Regions from separate parts of the Homo sapiens genome. Here region 2 is linked to region 1. Evidence: read pairs that join two places in POLR2A ChIA-PET (ENCODE). Cell type or tissue: GM12878. All regions are shown on one strand. Region 1 overlaps PRKCB (protein kinase C beta). Region 2 has its middle 9.4 kb from the start of SCNN1B.

Region 1 (2,500 bases):
CACGGAATATCTTTTCATTTATTTGTGTTTTCCTCAGTTTCTTTCATCAGTGTTGTATAGTTTTCAGTATACAGATAGTTTGCTTCCTTGGATACATTTACACCTAAGTAATTTTTTTTTTGCTGCTATTGTAAATTAGTTTGTTTTCTTAATTTTCTGGTCTGGTAGTTTGTTATTAGATAAGCTAGTATATAAAATTAGAATAATTAGATAATCTAATATAGAAACACTACTGATTGTATGTTGGTTTTGCATCCTGCAGTTTTATTGAATTTGTTGATCAGTTCTAACAGCTTTTTTAGTGGATTCTTTAGGGTTTTCTGTATATAAAATCACCTTGTCAACAAATAGAGACAAGTTCACTTCTTCCCTTCCTATTAGGATGCCTTTTATTTCTTTCTCTTTCCTAATTACTCTGGCTGGGACTTCCAGTACTCTATTGAAAAGAAAGGGTGAGAGTGGGCGTCCTGATCTTAGAGGAAAGGCTTTCAACTTTTCAGTGCTGAGAAGGATGTTAGCTACGGGTTTGTCATAATAGAGCCCATAGTGTTTATTGTGTTGAGTGCATTTCCTTTATACCTTATTGCTGAGTACTTTTTTCATGAAAGAATGTTAATTTTTTTCAAGTGCTTTTTTTTCCTGCATCTATTGAGATGATCATATGATTTTTATCCTTTATTTTGTTAACATGGGTATCACATTTATTGATTTCTATGTGTTGAACCATCCTTGCATCCCAGGGAGAAATCCCACTTGATCATGGTGAATAAAATTCTTTTAATGTGTTCTTCAATTTGGTTTGCTAATATTTTGTTGAGGATTTTTCCATCTATGTTCATCAGGGATATTGGTTTATAGTTTTCTTCTCTTGTGTTTTTGTTTGGCTTTGGTATGATAGTCTTGGATAATGAGTTTAGAAATACTCCCTTAATTTTTTGGAAGAGTTTAAGAAGAATTGATTGACATCCAGATCAAGAAACAGAACATGCTGGTACCCTAGAAGCATCATCTCACAATCCCTATCAACCGTATCCTTCAGGAGTAATCACTATCCTAACCTCTATCACCTATGATTACTTTCATCTGTTCCTGAACTTATGCCCACTTTTCTGTTATGCAACTCCATTGACTTATGCCCATTTTTCTGTTAAAAAATTTAAAAAGTGCAGAGCTTTAAGTTACTGAGGCTGAGCCTGAGAAATGTTAGCTGGGACTTTTTTAGTTTTGCATAGAGGAAGTGAAATCCGTATGGGAGACAGGCACCTTCTGGAATCACCCATTGGGGAATGGTGCCGTTTGCCTTCTTTGGGGAACATCTGCTTCCTGTTTCAATGTTGCCCATCGGTTCCAGACTGTTCAACAAGGAAGCCAGGGCATTCTGACAGTTTTTCCACACAATAATTTAGCTCTGTAAATACTAGGAAAACTTGAGCTCACAAACTATTTTTAGGGCTTAACATTTCAAAAATTCTGTATTAGTAAGAATCTATTAAAGCTGCTGTAACAGACAAACCTTGAAGTCTCTGTGGCTTGACAGAAGGGAGTTTATTTCTTACTCATGTCACTAACCAGTGCAGGTGGTCCTGGTCAGGACATCTTCCACAGAGTCACACAGGACCCCAGGGTCCTCCCCATTGGGCCAGTGGAAGGGGAAAGGGAAATTGAGAAAGCACACTCATTTCACAACAACTTCAGCTGGGGAAGGAAGTCACATCACTTCTGCTCACATTCTATTTGCCAGAACCCAGGCAAAGAGGCAACCAACGGAAGGGGGTCCTGGGACATGTCGACTAGCTCTATGTCCAGGAGGAAAAGAAAACAGGTTTTGATGAACTCAGTAAATCTCACTCCAGTCTCCAAAGCCATAATTTCCTTTGTCTTTCTTTGCGGTGATGTATCTAGTTTTATCTCTCACTTGACTGGTAAAACTAAGATGCAAAACTCTGGACGTCTTTATCTTATCAAACATAGCAGGGAAAGAGTGAGTTCTATTTGTGTTCCTAAAAGTGAAATAAAGAAGCACTTTTCTTGTTTTTAGTTATTAGAACAATCTGGCTCTTGTCAGACTTTCTAGTTTTTCAATCAGTCAGAATTCTTGCCTCTCTGGTTGCCTGTTGTATTAATCCATTCTCATGCTGCTAATAAAGGCATAACTGAGACTGGGTAATTTATAAAGGAAAGAGGTTTAATTGACTCACAATTCAGCATGGCTGGGGAGGCCTCACAATCATGGCAGAAGGCAAAGGAAGGTCAAGGCACTTCTTACATGGCAGCAGGCAAGAGAGCGTGCACAGGGGAACTGCCCTTTATAAAACCATCAGATCTCGTGAGACTTATTCACTATCACGAGAACAGCATTAGAAAACCCACCCCCATGATTCCATTACCTTCCGCCAGGTCCTTCTCATGACACATGGGGATTATGAGAGCTACAATTCAAGATGAGATTTGGGTGGGGACACAGCCAAACCATATCACCTGTGGACATCCCAAGCAGATC
Region 2 (2,500 bases), 560 kb before region 1:
CTTGCCTCAGTGTTTCAAGTACCTGAGACCACAGGCACGCACCACCACCACGCAGCTAATTTTTTTTTTTTTTTTTTAGTAGAGACGGGGTTTCACCATGTTGCCCAGGCTGGTCTCCAACTCCTGGACTCAAGCCATCCTCCCACCTCGGCCTCCCAAAGTGCTGGGTTTACAGGCGTGAGCTACCGCACCCAACCTGTGTCTCTGCATTTATATAAATAAATATATATACCCATTTAAATGTATTCTATTGTTTTACAAGGTTTTGTGTAAATACTGTAATGTTATATTGTAGCCGTTGTTCTGCAACTTGTTTTTTTCTCTCACGCCCCACATCCAATTCTTCAGCAAATTACGTCAACTCTTCCTGGGCACTGTATCCAGAATCTGGGCACCTCCACGGCTTTCACCCTGCCCCCTGCTCTGCCCTTGGCACCCTTAGTTCATCTTAGTTCATTCTCAGCAATCCCTTTTATTTAATTTTATTTTTTATTTATTTTATTTCTTTCTTTATTTTTTTTTTTTTTTGAGACGGAGTCTCGCTCTGTCGCCCAGGCTGGAGTGCAGTGGCACGATCTTGGCTCACTGCAAGCTCCGCCTACAGGGTTCATGCCATTCTCCCACCTCAGACTCCTGAGTAGCTGGGACTACAGGCGCCCGCCACCACACCCAGCTAATTTTGTTTTTGTATTTTTAGTAGAGACGGGGTTTCACTGTGTTAGTCAGGATGGTCTCGATCTCCTGACCTCGTGATCCGCCCGCCTTGGCCTCCCGAAGTGCTGGGATTACAGGCATAAGCCACCGTGCTTGGCCAATCCCTTTTACTTTTTATTTCTTTGAGACACGGTCTCACTCTGTTGCCCAGGCTGGAATGCAGAGGTGCGATCATAGTTCACTGCAGTGAATCTCCCCGGCTCAAGCAATCCTTCCATCTCTCAGCCTCCTGAGTAGCTGGGACTACAGGCACACTGTACCATGCCTGGCTAATTTTTTGATTTTTTGTTGAGATGCATTTTTGCCATGTTGCCCAGGCTGGTCTCGAACTCCTGGGCTCAAGTGATCCGCCCACCTCGGCCTCCCAAAGTGCTAAGATTATGGGCATGAGCCACTGTGCCCGGCCAGCAATTCTAATAGAGTGAGACTTATAATGTTTGGGTGCAGTGGCTCACGCCTGTAATCCTAGCACTTTGGGAGCCCGAGGTGGGTGGATCACTTGAGGTCAGGAGTTCGAGACCAGCCCAGCTAACACGGTGAAACCCCGTCTCTACTAAAAATACAAACATTAGCGAGGCATGGTGCTGGGTGCCTGTAATCCCAGGTACTCAGGAAGCTGAAGCATGAGAATTGCTTGAACCCGGGAGGTGAAGTTTGCAGCGAGCCGAGACTGCGCCACTGTACTCCAGTCTGGGCAATACAGGGAGACTCATTCTCAAAAAAAAAAAAAAAAAAAAAAAAAAAAGTGAGACTTACAATCTTTCAGTCAGATCTACCCAAAAGAATTGAAACCAGTGACTCAAACAGTGAACACCCATACTCATAGGAGCATTATTCACAGTCGCCAAAAAGTGGAAACAAACCAAATGTCCATAAACAGATAAATGGACAAACGAAATGTGTGGTCTCTACACACAATGGAATATTATTTAGCATTTTAAAAAGAAGAAAATTCTGACACATGCTACAACATGATGGACCCTGAAGAAATTATGCAAAGTGCAATCAGCCATATACAAAATAACAAAAACGAGTTTGATTCCACTTATACGAGGTCCCTAAGGTAGTCAAAATCATAGAGACAGGAAGTAGAATGGCTGCCAGGGGCTGGGGAATTATTGTTGAATGGGTATAAAGTTTCAATTTGGAAAGAAGAAAAAGTTCTGGAGATGGATAGTGGTGATGGTTACACAGCCTTGTAAATGTATTTAATGCCTCTGAGATGTACACTTAAAAATGATTAAATGAGCTGGGCGTGGTGGCTCATGCCTGTGATCCCAGCACTTTGGGAGGCTGAGACATGAGGATCACTTGAGTGCAGGAGTTTGAAATCAGCCGGGGCAACATAGGGAGACCCCTTCTCTACAAAAAAAAAATTAGCCTGGCATGGTGGCATGCACCTGTAGTCCCCAACTACTCAGGAGGCTGAGGGAGGAGGATCTCTTGAGCCTAGGAGGTGGAGGCTGCAGTGAGCCATGATCTTGCCACTGTACTCTAGCTTGGGCAACAGAGTGAAACCCTGTCTTAAAAAAAGAAAAATGGTTAAATGGTAAATTTTATGTCATGCATATATGTATATTTTGCCACAATAAAAAAAATATAAAAAATTTTCCAGTCAGATTACATCACCCCAAACCTTCTCAAGGATCCCACCTCACTCTGATTCAAGACTAAAGTCCTGGCCAGATGTGGTGGATCATGACTGTAATCCCAGCACTTTGGGAGGCCAAGGCTGATGGGTCATTTGAGGCCAGGAGTTCAAGACCAACCTGGCCAACATAACAGA

The links. Peaks named below come from ENCODE experiments on the same cell type or tissue, not always from the same donor. Only the 100,000 strongest peaks of a DNase experiment are listed, where the experiment ranks them.
Region 2: POLR2A ChIA-PET joins it to region 1 with 6 read pairs; 1 of 35 experiments calls an interaction of 5 or more read pairs at or near these places.

Annotation. Positions count from the first base shown.
Region 1 is chr16:23,851,716-23,854,215 of GRCh38, forward strand. All of the region lies in intron 2 of PRKCB (protein kinase C beta), which reads left to right. Among named protein-coding and RNA genes, the nearest start is that of PRKCB, 17 kb to the left of the region's middle. RefSeq lists an enhancer at 1,805-1,894. In GM12878, no CTCF peak of the experiment used is centred here; no DNase peak of the experiment used is centred here; H3K4me3 peaks cover 1,678 bases; H3K27ac peaks cover 1,934 bases.
Region 2 is chr16:23,291,684-23,294,183 of GRCh38, forward strand. It overlaps a transcript of SCNN1B not described here. Among named protein-coding and RNA genes, the nearest start is that of SCNN1B, 9.4 kb to the right of the region's middle. RefSeq lists an enhancer at 1,246-1,325. In GM12878, no CTCF peak of the experiment used is centred here; a DNase peak (open chromatin) is centred at 1,518; H3K4me3 peaks cover 548 bases.